Regions from separate parts of the Homo sapiens genome. Here region 2 is linked to region 1. The links are chromatin loops, found by intact Hi-C in ENCODE. Cell type or tissue: gastrocnemius medialis. All regions are shown on one strand. Each heading gives the region's core, and the rest is flanking DNA. Links, peaks and the distances in the headings are about the cores only.

The links. Peaks named below come from ENCODE experiments on the same cell type or tissue, not always from the same donor. Only the 100,000 strongest peaks of a DNase experiment are listed, where the experiment ranks them.
Region 2: it touches region 1 in a loop (8-fold over the local background); 1 of 110 quality-filtered maps calls a loop at or near these places.

What each region holds. Positions count from the first base shown.
Region 1 is chr4:140,305,406-140,312,232 of GRCh38, reverse strand. All of the region lies in intron 2 of SCOC-AS1 (SCOC antisense RNA 1), which reads left to right. It also overlaps a transcript of SCOC not described here. Among named protein-coding and RNA genes, the nearest start is that of SCOC-AS1, 65 kb to the left of the region's middle. In gastrocnemius medialis, for the core only: a CTCF peak has its summit at 2,990 (motif pointing left); DNase peaks (open chromatin) are centred at 2,842 and 3,622; H3K4me3 peaks cover 847 bases; H3K27ac peaks cover 2,231 bases.
Region 2 is chr4:140,235,565-140,240,564 of GRCh38, reverse strand. LOC124900784 (a long non-coding RNA gene) reads right to left here and starts at 963. Exons shown (of 2, transcript XR_007058280.1): 1 at 834-963; 2 at 1-453. In gastrocnemius medialis, for the core only: no CTCF peak of the experiment used is centred there; DNase peaks (open chromatin) are centred at 134, 1,664, 2,024 and 2,724; H3K4me3 peaks cover 1,289 bases; H3K27ac peaks cover 2,409 bases.

The DNA.
Region 1 (6,827 bases), core at 741-5,740:
TTCAAAATTAGAAATGCCTCCACTGAGGGGCCCATGTCAAGACCTTCCAGAGGCAGTTGTCACTAGATCTTAGGTCTGACATGTGTCTTTGGGTAAAAGCAGCTAAGAAATGTTTCTGGAGATGGTATGGGTGGAGAAAGCAATAGAAGTCGTATTTCTAATTTTTAACAAGTAAATCCCAATTCATATTTGCCAGAAAGCAATATAACTATTTCTCGCTAAAAGTGTTTGTTCTAAAATGTTTGCAAAACAAAATTATTTTTAAAGTACGGCATACTTTCCCATTGACACATTCTAAAGATGCATCCTCAAGGAAAATTTTTAGGTGGCAGAAAAATATTTTCTTACTATTCATAATAATCACTGACATTTACTGAGGGCTAACTACTTGCCAGGCATTGTTCAAAGATCTTTACACAATTCTTTCATTTTATTTCTCACAATGATCCTACTAGGTATTATCTCAATTTCCCAGGTAAGAAATGTAAGACCAAAAGAGTTTAAGTAAGCAGCCCAAAGTCTTATGGTTGGGGTAAAGAAAAGATTAACTCAAGCAGTCTGACCCCAAGGCACCCCTGTTCCCCACACCACTGTGCTGATATCAACACACATCCAGGCTTACCAGGAGGAAGAGGGCATGTTCCTGGTCTGCCAAGCACTGAGATAAAAATACACTGTAAGTTGGATCATGGGGTGTGGGGTCCTCATCTCCACCCTTGATAACATCCTAAGAATTCATCTAGGATGAATTCTGTTTTTCTTGGCTTTAAACTCATTCATTGTAGATGACTGGATAATGCTAATTGCATGACATAGATTCACTCAACATAAGGGGTTATGAGTTAATGTACTCCCTCCCTAGGGGTATTTACAGCATTGGTAGTTGAATATTAGTTTATGTTAATTGAATGAAGATACTACAGTTTCACAAGTGCTACTGAGAAACAATTGGAGAAATCAGACAAGTGAAGGTTAAAAAAAATCTTTTTTTATTATTTTTAAGAGATAGGGGTCTGTTGCCCAGGCTAGAGTGTAGTGGCACAATCATAGCTCACTGCAGCCTTGAGCTCCTGGGCTCAAGTGGTCCTCCCACTTCAGCCTCCCAAGTAGTTAGTAGTTAGGACTGCAGGTGTGCACTACCATGCCTGGCTAAAAACCTGTTTTATTAAGGATAAGTTAGATTGAGGAGTAGGAGTTAACTGTGGCACAGGCAGACTCTCTAATGTTTTTCCCTAGGTCTAACACTTGGTACATCTCACTCAAGGAAGGGTTGGCTCCTCAGAGCACACACACAGAGCAAAACAGCTGCATCATCTGCATCTGCTATGTCTCTACACTGGAACAAAGTGAGAGCTAGGATTTGAGACCTGGCCCTGGAAGCAGAGCTGGCTCCTAACCCCATCATGACTGCCACCCACAAGACAGGAGGTGGGCAAAACACACCCACCCTCGGGGGGAGATCCGAAGAAGAAGGGACAGGAAGAGCAGAGTTTCCCATGAGCCTGGAGAAACTCCCCACTTCACCAGGCAGCTAAATCATGACTAGTCCCTCAGGGAAAAGTGAACAGGGCTGAGAGGGGCTAAAGCTACTTTTCCCAATGCTTTCAAAAGAATGAAAACTCCTATCATATTGTCCAAAGCAGGAATGCACGAGGGAGAAGGAAGGTTCCCAACAATGCAAGAAATTATGTCAAATGCTCTATGCCTACTGGTTGCTGCTTTACAGACACATTGCACATAGAGCGAAAGTTCCTGAAGGGTTTATTGTTCTTCAGAATTTATTTAAGATTTGACCAGAACCTTGTAAAAAAGGATATACCAATCCCACTGGCAACAGGCAGCTGGTAATGCACCCATAACGTCCTAAGAAGAGTGCTATCCAGGAGAGAAACTTGTGACTTCCCCCGGATGAGAAGCAGCAGAAGCCTATTTGAAATAAGGAAGCATCATCTTTAAAGAGCCTTTAATTAATATTGTATCACTTCCAGCCCTGTAGGAATTCAACAATGGAGCAACCCAACCAAGTACAACTGGTTGAAGATCAATCAGATTTGGATTTTCATGTGACAAAGATTTTTTTAAAATATAAAGCATAAGAATTTACAATAATCTCCTTCACCATATTTTAGGGAAGATTATTGTTTCAGTGGCTCAGTTCCTATGCCTTTGGATGCCTTTGGTGTGCTGGTCAGAGAAATGGGTAGAAAAGATAAAGTATGGGGAGAAAGTAAAGAGAGGTTTACTTGATCTACATGGGAAAGGGCATAGAGCCACCTAAGGAGGCAATGAAAACATTTAGAACTTGGCAAGGATAGCAAGACAGAGGGAAGGAGGGAGTGTCAAGAGAGGCAACCTAGGCTGGAGATTTTGAAAGAGAGAAGAGAAATTTCAGTAGCTGCCATGAGCTGTGGGGTTTGGGGGAGACAGGAATGGAAAAGTGGATTTGTTGCAAGTTTGAATAGGCACTTCAGAGTAACTCTCTTTTACTCCTGTTCAAGGAAAGCTTCAATATATTAATCATTCTTCAAGAATTTGGAATGGTATTTGTTTTTCTCTTGCATATGTTATCATGAGGTAATAGGCTTTAAGGAATGGCAAAGAAGCCCAGATTTATTTGGATATATCTATTTGAATCTTTCTAGAGTGAGTTATTCTGTGGGTACTGTGCTTGTCCACAAAGTATAAAGTGGTGATTGTAAAAGGATGTGCCTGGGAGGTGGCCAGAGTACAGGATGTGACAATGCCTCAGCAACAGAGTGGTGACAAGGCTATGTTAGAAGGGGGCCCAGCAGAAGCCAGAGACCTGAGTGCAGCCACTTCTCCAGCACACTTCCCATCACCTATCAGTGACTCCTCTGACAGAGACTCATGGTTGGTCTTCAGCACATTGTCTTTGGGTCTTCCATTCTGCAGGATGTTTGCCAGAGAATGGCCAGCTGTGAGGTGAGGCTCCACCTGCTGGGCACAGGGTCATGGAAAGTCACTGCTCTAGAATTAAAAGTGCATCACTTCAGGATCAGCACTGGTGCTGCGTGACTCTTCACCTACTTGGCCTCAGTTTCTTCACCTGTAAAACAGCTGTCTTGGGAAGATGGTATCAATGATCCCTTTCAGCTCTTATGCTCAATGATACCTTTCCAGATACTCATTCCTTACTGTAGCTATTGCTCCCACTTTGTCTTACCCCAGGGCCCTGGCCATCTCCAACTCTTCACCCAGATGTTTATTCTACTCACATCATGGCCCTCCCAGTTAGACCTAACTGGGCGTGAGCAAAAACACTGGGGCTGTGGCTAGAGTGCCAAAGCTGCCTGCTCCTGAACTGTAAGCTCTAGACTGGCTGGGGGAAAAAAGAGGGCATCTCATCAGTGACCCAGGCACTCTGGGAACCATGTTCTGCATGCCCCTTCTCCACACACACAGAACAAGACAGTAGAGCCTGTCTCTGGAGCTCAGACAGCTTGCATAGCAGGAGGAAGCAGCTTTGCTTTTCTCCAGACACTTCTCAGAGCCACTGAAACAGCAACTGGATAAATATAGGAGGATGACGCATCAACTCTCAGTGAATGTGAGTGCATGAGCGTGCGTGCACAGACAAGCCGGCAAGCTGCAGGCTGCCACGTGGCTCTCAACCTCCAAGAATCGACACACGGGCTCCCAGAGCCAGAAAATCTTAGCAAAACTTGGTGTCATCAAAGAATCTTGGCAGGAGGGTGATCTGAGGCCATGAGCGCAGTCATGTCCTTGGCTCCTTGGAGCATTCACGGAGGTCATCCTCTGCTCGGCCCTGGCTATATATAGTCCTGCTTTCTCCAGTGTGCATACAGTCTTTCTGAATGAAACACCAGAAATCCTCCCAGGCTCTGTGAAAGCATCAACTGAGTGGCATTTGAAGGTCCTAGAAAATGAGTGGAGGAAACAGAGCAGGTGTTTTGCTCATTGTGAAAGGCAAACGCTGACTTGGAAGGTTTTGAGGTAGGGAATATGGGCCAATCTCAGCACTGCCAATTTTTAATTACTAGCACAATTAGCAGCCTGGCCTAACAACAAGCCTATTTTGTAAAGCTCTGTTTAAGAACCAGCAAATTGTGGCAATAGCACTAAACAGATGAATAGCACATTCATCATATCCCACTCTCTGAAAGCAATGATCTGCCTGCACAGTCCTGAACTTATCACAGCCTCTACCACCAGCAAATACCTGACATCCTCTTCTTAGCCCTGACTAAATTGGCATAAGAGTAAGAATCATGTCTCCATAAAGGCCGTCTTCCTGTGGTTGATCAATCACATTAAGTGAACTATATTAAATCAATGCAATATACATCAACATTAGCTTCTTGGGATAAAATAAAATAGAATCTCCCTGTCCTCTTATTATCATCTCTTGTCATGACCACTATTTGAAATAATTTTGAAATATTTAATGTAAAGGCATACAATCCCTAATGATTGTGAAATAGCATCTCCTTGGAGATAGGATTTCTGTGAGAGACCCAGTATCCATGAGTGTCCATCCGGCCTTGATAGAACTCATATGTGGTTGAATCTGCTACTTAGATCAAACCTAAGAAACTCAGACAGGCCAAGATTGCTCCTCTGGGATGTGCAAGATCCCTGAGGAACAAGAGGGGCTCATAAACAACAATAGAGGATCTTTGTAAGGAAAGGGAAGCTGTAGACTTTTGTAGACCATAAGACTTCATCTCTAGGACTGAGTTAGAGAAGCAGAAACCATAGACTTTGATAAGCACCTCCTGAACTTTAACTGAGCCCCTAGCTCTTGTATTCTTGGGTCAAGACAAGTGATTGCTGATTCTTCACTGAGCTAAACTTTAGGCAATCATAGTGGAAGGAACCTCAGACTGCTCAAAGAAGATCTGGGTAACTCCCTACCTGCAGAACAACACTGATTTTAGCAGAGTATGCTCTACCAGAAGATCAGCAGAGGACTGAGTAGTGTTAATTGCAGAGTTACTGTATTAGGCTGCTGTAATAAAATACCTTAGACTGAGTAATTATAGGCAACAGAAATGTATAAGCAACAGTTCTGGAAGCTGGGAAGTCCAAGATCAAGACACCAGCAGATTTGATGTCTGGTGAGGGTCTGCTTCATAGATGGCCCCTTCTTGCTGCATCCTTGTTTGGTGGAAAAGATGAACAACGTCCCTTGGGCCTCTTGTATAAGAGCACAGACCCCATTAATCACCTCCCAAGGCCCCATCTCTTAATTGCACCATGTTGGGGACTAGGTTTCAACATATGTATTTGGGAGGACACAGACATTCAGACCACAGCAGTCACTAAGAAGAACTTGCTCCCAAATATTGCCTCACTTCATGCCTAATTCCACTATTATAAATCTATTTACTGGAGACAATCATTGCTTCTCTTTGAGAATCATCTACAAATACTGTGCAAGGGAATGTCGATCATTCCCCACCTTCTCCTACCTACAACATACTTCCTAGGGGTCCTGACCAGCTGGCTTCCACTTAAGTTAGGCCAGAGGGAAATCCTAGCAGGAATTAGAGGGCAGGGGAAAGAAAGAAGTGGTAGTATTCCAGCCCCTCTGTCTCTCTGTTTGGGGATGTCTCTGGCAGTGTCCACATTTCCCCTGTGGTCACACCAGGCCTCCAGTGTTGTCTGGGTGGTCCAGGCACATCTCCTTGATACCTCTAGTTCTTGCCATTGCTAATCTTTGCCTCTACATCTCCTGTTTGCTCTTCAGCTCTCACAACCCATTTGTAGCTGATTCCCCTATTCATTTTCTTTATTGAACTACCTGACTTGGGCTGTTTTCTTGTCTATATCCTAACTTACTCAGAGGGGTACTGATATGGTTTGACTGTGTTGCCACCCAAATCTCATCTTGAACTGTAGCTCCCCTAATTCCCACTTGTCGTGGGAAAGACCCGATGAGAGGTAATTGAATCAAGGGGTGGGTCTTTCCTGTGCTGTTCTCATGATAGTGAACACGTCTCACGAGATCTGATGGTTTTATAAAGGGGAGTTCCCCTACACAAGCTCTCTTGCCTGCCACCATGAAAGACGTGACTATGATCCTCATTCACCTTCCGCCACCATTGTGAGACCTCCCCAGCCATGTGGAACTGTGAGTCAATTAAACCTTTTTCCTTTATAAACTACCCAGCCTTAGGTATGTCTTTATTAGTAGCATGAGTACAGACTAATACAGTTAGCATATAGATGTGTTATAAGTGAGCTTAATTATTATTTTTTCTCTCCAAGACCCTATAGTAGAAGGGAAGTCCCAGGAAGCTCAAGAAAGAAGGATTTAAAAAGGGAGAAAAGGTGAATTTTCCCCAGGTCTTCTCTACCTATGAAAGGTCCCCCTGACTCTAGCGTTGTGTGGGAAAGCCATAAAGAAGCAGCTCCCTTCCACAATGCTGACTTGTTACTCTCTGGCTTTACATCATGGAATCTTTGCCCCAGCTGAAATCTGTTTGCTGGCATCCGTGATTCGTGAGCTCCCAATTGCAGACTTTTGCATACCCATCTCCTCCCCTATGACCACCTCTCCCCTACCTTCCTCTCTGTCTATATAGCTATATGGCTCTTCCTCCTTGACAAACCAACTTAAAGCCTAAAATCTGAGCACTGTTATTGTTATACAGCCTGTCAGCAAGTTATAGGTGCAATCTGAGCTTAAATCCTCCTGCATTATTTTGTTCATTTGTTTGTTGGTTTGTTCTTGCCAGAGATCTTGCAGTTTTGATTATAGGTGCTTTCCTATTTGGCCAATAGAATTTTAAGGTCCATACAGATATAAGACAATGTCTGCTATTTCTTTTGCTGCTTGTTCC
Region 2 (5,000 bases), core at 1-5,000, 71 kb after region 1:
GTTGTGGGTCCTGGTTGGCAGCATTCAGCCTGGAGATAAAGTTATTAATGGCTGTTTATAAGAAAGACAAATTGGAGCAGGGTTTGGAGCAAGAGACCAGAAGCCAGTCCATCACCTGCTCCCTCGGTGACCTCGCGTCACCTCTTCATGCTTCAGTTTCTCCATCTGTTGGTGGAAAGAATGATACATGATACCTTGCTCTCAGACTGTCAGGAACATCTTTGGAAAGCACTAGGAGATGCTGGAAGAGGCCCGAAAACCTTCATAGTTGCGTTTATGTGGTAAAATAAAACTTCATCTGATGGTTTATAAATTACAGAAAATATGATTTTTTTCTCTCAAAATAAGAAGATGAAAAAGTACTTATATTTCTTCATTCATTGGTCGACAGTATTTCATTAAATCCACTTCCATGGCTGGACCTAATGATTCATTTAAATATAAACAGATAACCTGTAGAAGGTGCACAAGTAGATGCTATTATTACCAATAGTTAACTTTACTACTGCAAAATGCATTTCTACACTACTTTTAACGTTTTTAGCATGCTTCCTCTCTCCCCCTCACTCCACAGTCACAGACACACACGCTTCCCCATGGTAGAATGGCAGAGAAATGGTATAATCTCCTCTATTTTACAAATGAGAAAACCTAAACTAGAAGAAGTCAGTAAACTGCCAACTCCATGCAGGTAATTACAGACAGAGTTAGAATAATCTAAGCCTTGAAACCCAGCGCTTATCCTTCCCAACTTCATTTTTTATAACCCTGAAGACTGGCTTTTTTTTCTCTTTCTGTTTTTGTACATCTTTTTTTTTTTCCCCTCCACTTACTGATCTCACAGGGCTACAGGTGCCTTCTCCATATTCCTTCTCTAGGAAGGCTTCTAAAGCAACTCTCATCTCTGAGGTTCTCAAGTAAAGTTTGCAGGAAAGTGAGAACTCAGGCATGACTGTTTGCTTGTTAAGCTTGCTCCTCCTTGTAAGCCCGAAGAAAAACCTGCCGAAAATCATATTACTGCGTCACTGGGCCCTCCAGACTGCTCTAAGTGGAGGATCCAGTCATGCTGCACAAGTCATCTGCAGGCTGAAATAGCTGCGTCGTGATGCTATTACGGACATGAGCTTGTATGAGCTTCTAAAGTGTAGCCAGGCTTAAGAATCAGAAGAGAAAGCATGGGTTGAACACCAAAAGAGCACCTTAAACTGATACTTTTTTCCTGTCGGAAATTAAATTGTAAAGCTTATTAGAAACTGATGAAGAGACACAGAAAAGCTATAGCTGATAATGTACCAACCCCATTGTTCACACATATCCAACAACGACTTAATTCTCTGCATCCCATTTGCCAAACCTGTCTGCTATTATTCCTTCCCAGCAAGTGCCCCCGAGTACCTGCCCAGTACCACTCAGCCAGAAAAGTTTCCCGAGATTTTTTAATACTGAAACAAAGAGGTCTGCAAATGGGAAACCCAATATAATAGACAGCTGGCTGCTGCTGGCCATGGCATGACTGCCCAAGCTCAGACAGAAAGAACGAATCTTCTCGAAGATGTTCCTGTCTGCCCCACTTGAGCCACTACTGCCAGGGCAGGCATCCCTGGGAAATTGCCCTGTAAAATGAGCAGCTCCTTTTCAACAGCAGACTCCCAGCTGCTTCCCACCTCGGAGGCTGCTATTGGGCATGACAGGGCAGTCCTCCTGGCCTGGCTGGCGCTCAGTGGGACTATTAGGAGCCTGGGCTGGGAGGCACAGGTGGGTGGGGGCAATGCGGCAGCCCCAGGTGGCACACCTGCCCCTTGCAGGGCCCTCTCCAGCTTTAGATTGACGGGGCTGGTGATTCTAGGGTTGGGTGCCCTTTCCAAGTGTATTGATCTCCCCTCCTCTTCCCAAATTGCGCCATGCACCTTCACCCACGCTAAAGCCCTGCCTGGAAACAGAACGCTGTGGCCAGCCCTTCCCCCAAGAGCCAGAAGGGCCAGCTCTGGCCCACAGCCAGGCTCTAAAGAAACAGCATAGGGCAGAGAGAGGCGGTGGGTGGGGCCAAGAGCCTTGTGTTACACATTCAAAGCCTAATTTTGGATCAGAGTCATCCTTGTAGCCAAGCCTGAAAGATCACTGAGGCCCCAAAATGAACCCGCAGCTCTGAGGCGGGGCCTGGACGAACCCTCAGCTCTCTTGCCCACATGCTGCTCTCCTTAGGGAAGTTAAGTTAGGCTTGTTTGGATTTTCACTGGTATTTTTTTAAGCAACATCAGTTGTCTTTTAGCCTCATGCTAGCCGAGGGCAGTTCACGTTTCCTACCCCTATCTCTCTGTACACATTCACAAAATGCCTCAGCTGAGAGGCTGACCAGAAGCCAGGGCTCCTAGTGCTACTGCCTAAGACACGCCATTCTGCTGGTGGTCACACCAGTCAGACAATAGGCCAGTCGGATGAAGGCAGCTGCAGGTGAAAGCAGGCACCTTCCCATTAACAATAGAACCAGCTCTCTCTGACTGACATGCAAGAGTCTCTTGCGAGAGGAGAAACCGGACCAGAACCAGCGCTGGCCTCTGGAAGCCACAGGAGAGAGAGAAGGGCTGCTCCCTCTTCTTACAAGGGTGTGGGCACTTCCTTCAGAGAATTTGTTGCTGCCAAGATCAGGCTGTTGCCTCCCAGGAACTCGAGGTATCGGGATGCTTGTTTGCAGAGCTGGCCAGCCAGCAGCCCAGAGCAGCTGGTTGTAATTATGCGTTGCAGCTTCAGAGGAAGTTGCTGGCTGCGGAGCGTGTGCTGGGCCTGGCTGCACATTGGCTGCTGGGCTTAAGGGAACAATGGAGATAGAAACCAGTGGCAGCAGGGGAAGGGGAGGAGCGGGACGAGGGTGAAGACAGGCAGAAAGAAAGGGCAAGAGCTGCTCCCAGCGCTGAATATGGAAAAACCCACATCTGCACTCCAAGGATCCGTCTCTTGTTCCCAGACTTAAAACAAAGTGCATGCCCCTCTGTGAACAGCCCCCTGACTTTTCTTTTTAAGCTGTACCTGCTGCACACTGTATTTAGAGAAGTGTGCCTGGGTGACATATTGAATAGCACTCCTCAGCCTGTTTAATCTAAATTGACTGCATCTTTGTAGCAGCTGGCCACAGGGAAAAACAAAAGAATTCATGATGAAAAAGGCAAATCTCTCTTGACGAGAAAGTACCTCAGCAGTGGTAGCAGCAGTTAAACATTTCAGTACCTTGCTAAATGCTGTGCCCAGATGCGTACATCAGGAGGAAAAGAAAAAAAAAAAACTTTATAGAAGTGAAATGTGGGTTAATTAACAAGTTTTTTTTTTCCTGGATGGAGAAAAACTTATTAATGTCTGGTTCTTTATACTTTCCAAGATTTCTTCAGTGTTTCCTAATTAGAACGTAGCAGGAAAACGAACAGAGGGAAACCGGTGAGTTGTTGGGGGTCAGAGGGCTTTCTTCCTGCTGCCTGTGTTTGGAGCCCCCGCCCCACCAACTTCAAACCAGCAAGGATCTTCTATCACATATTTATGGACAGTCACATCTACTTAGTCTTTCTGTGGTTCCTTCCTCCTTCAGCCGGGAGCTTGCTCATAGCATTCACACAGCTCAGAGTTCCCAAAAAGTATGCAGAATCCCGTGTTTCTGCCAGCTCAGGGAATATGTTGAAGGCCCCAAATCAGACAGTGCACAGGCCTGAGAGTCCTGTGGCCTCTTGGTGACCCCTCTCTACTCGTACAACTCCTGATTTATGTTGTTTTAAAAGGGCGGGTGTCCTACCTGTTATTGGGCACCCTTGATGTATAAAACTGACAGCCACGCACAATGACACATTATTGGCTTGGGTTGGTAAATGAGGAGGCAATTTCATTACCTTTTCCTCTTATCCATTGCCTAGCACAAGATTACTTGAAATGCTATCAATCAGTAGGGATGAATGCAGGGAAGTGCCCAGCTTGTGTGTGGGCATGGCAGCCTTGTGCCCTAATGATTACAGAAAATAAATGATGACGCTACTGTCTTTAGGACTGATTGCAGGATCTCCTTATTGCCTGAGTGAAGAGATTATGGTGACAGGTCAAAAGGATTTTTCCAGTAAGTTCTGAGTAGGTACTATTTTTTCTTCTTTTTCCTTCCTTCTCTTTCCTCCCACTTTGGTCCTAGTTTTTTGAGGTTTTTTTGTTTTTGTTTTTTTGAGAGGGTCTCACTCTGTTGCACATGTTGACCATGCAGTGGCATGGTCATAGCTACTACAGCCTTGAACTCCCGGGCTCAAGACATCCTCCCATTTCAGCCTTCCAAGCACGTAGGACTACAGGCACATGCCACCATGCCTAGTTAATTTTTAAATAAACATGTGGTCTCACTTGTTGCCCAGGCTGGCCCTAGCTTTTCTAAACACACATGTACACGTACACATACACGGTTAGTTTTCTAGAGCTGGGCTGTTCAATATAGTAGCCACTTATGGGAATTTAAATGAATTAAAATTAAATAAAATGTAAAACTCAGTCTTACAGTCACACTAGCCATATTTCAACTGCTCAGTAGCCACTGGTGGCAGTGGCTCCCATATTGGACAGCACAAAATTAGAGACTACTTCCATCATTGCAAAGTTCTACTAGGCAGCCCAACCAAGAGCATCTATTTGCTCTTCTATCTCAGGACTCCTGTTCCTTTTAGAATCCTTTACCTATAATTTCTTTAAAGGTGAAACTTTTTTTTAAAATCACAACTTAAAACTAATTAGCTTCCTCCCAGCAACTAAGGGAAAGCTGTCCAGCTACTCTGCTGATAGATCTTCTAGAAGAGTTAGTTTGGCAGGGTGTGGCAGAGTAGACACTGAAAGGACATAAAGTCAGCTAAACTAGTTTCAGGCTGTCTGACCCTAACCTATTTCTTTAGATAATTTTCCTAGATAATTCTTAATAATAGCTAGAAGGAGCCACTCTGAAGCTAAGTGGTGTGTCAAGAAAGATACCGGGGTATCTCCATAAAAATTTG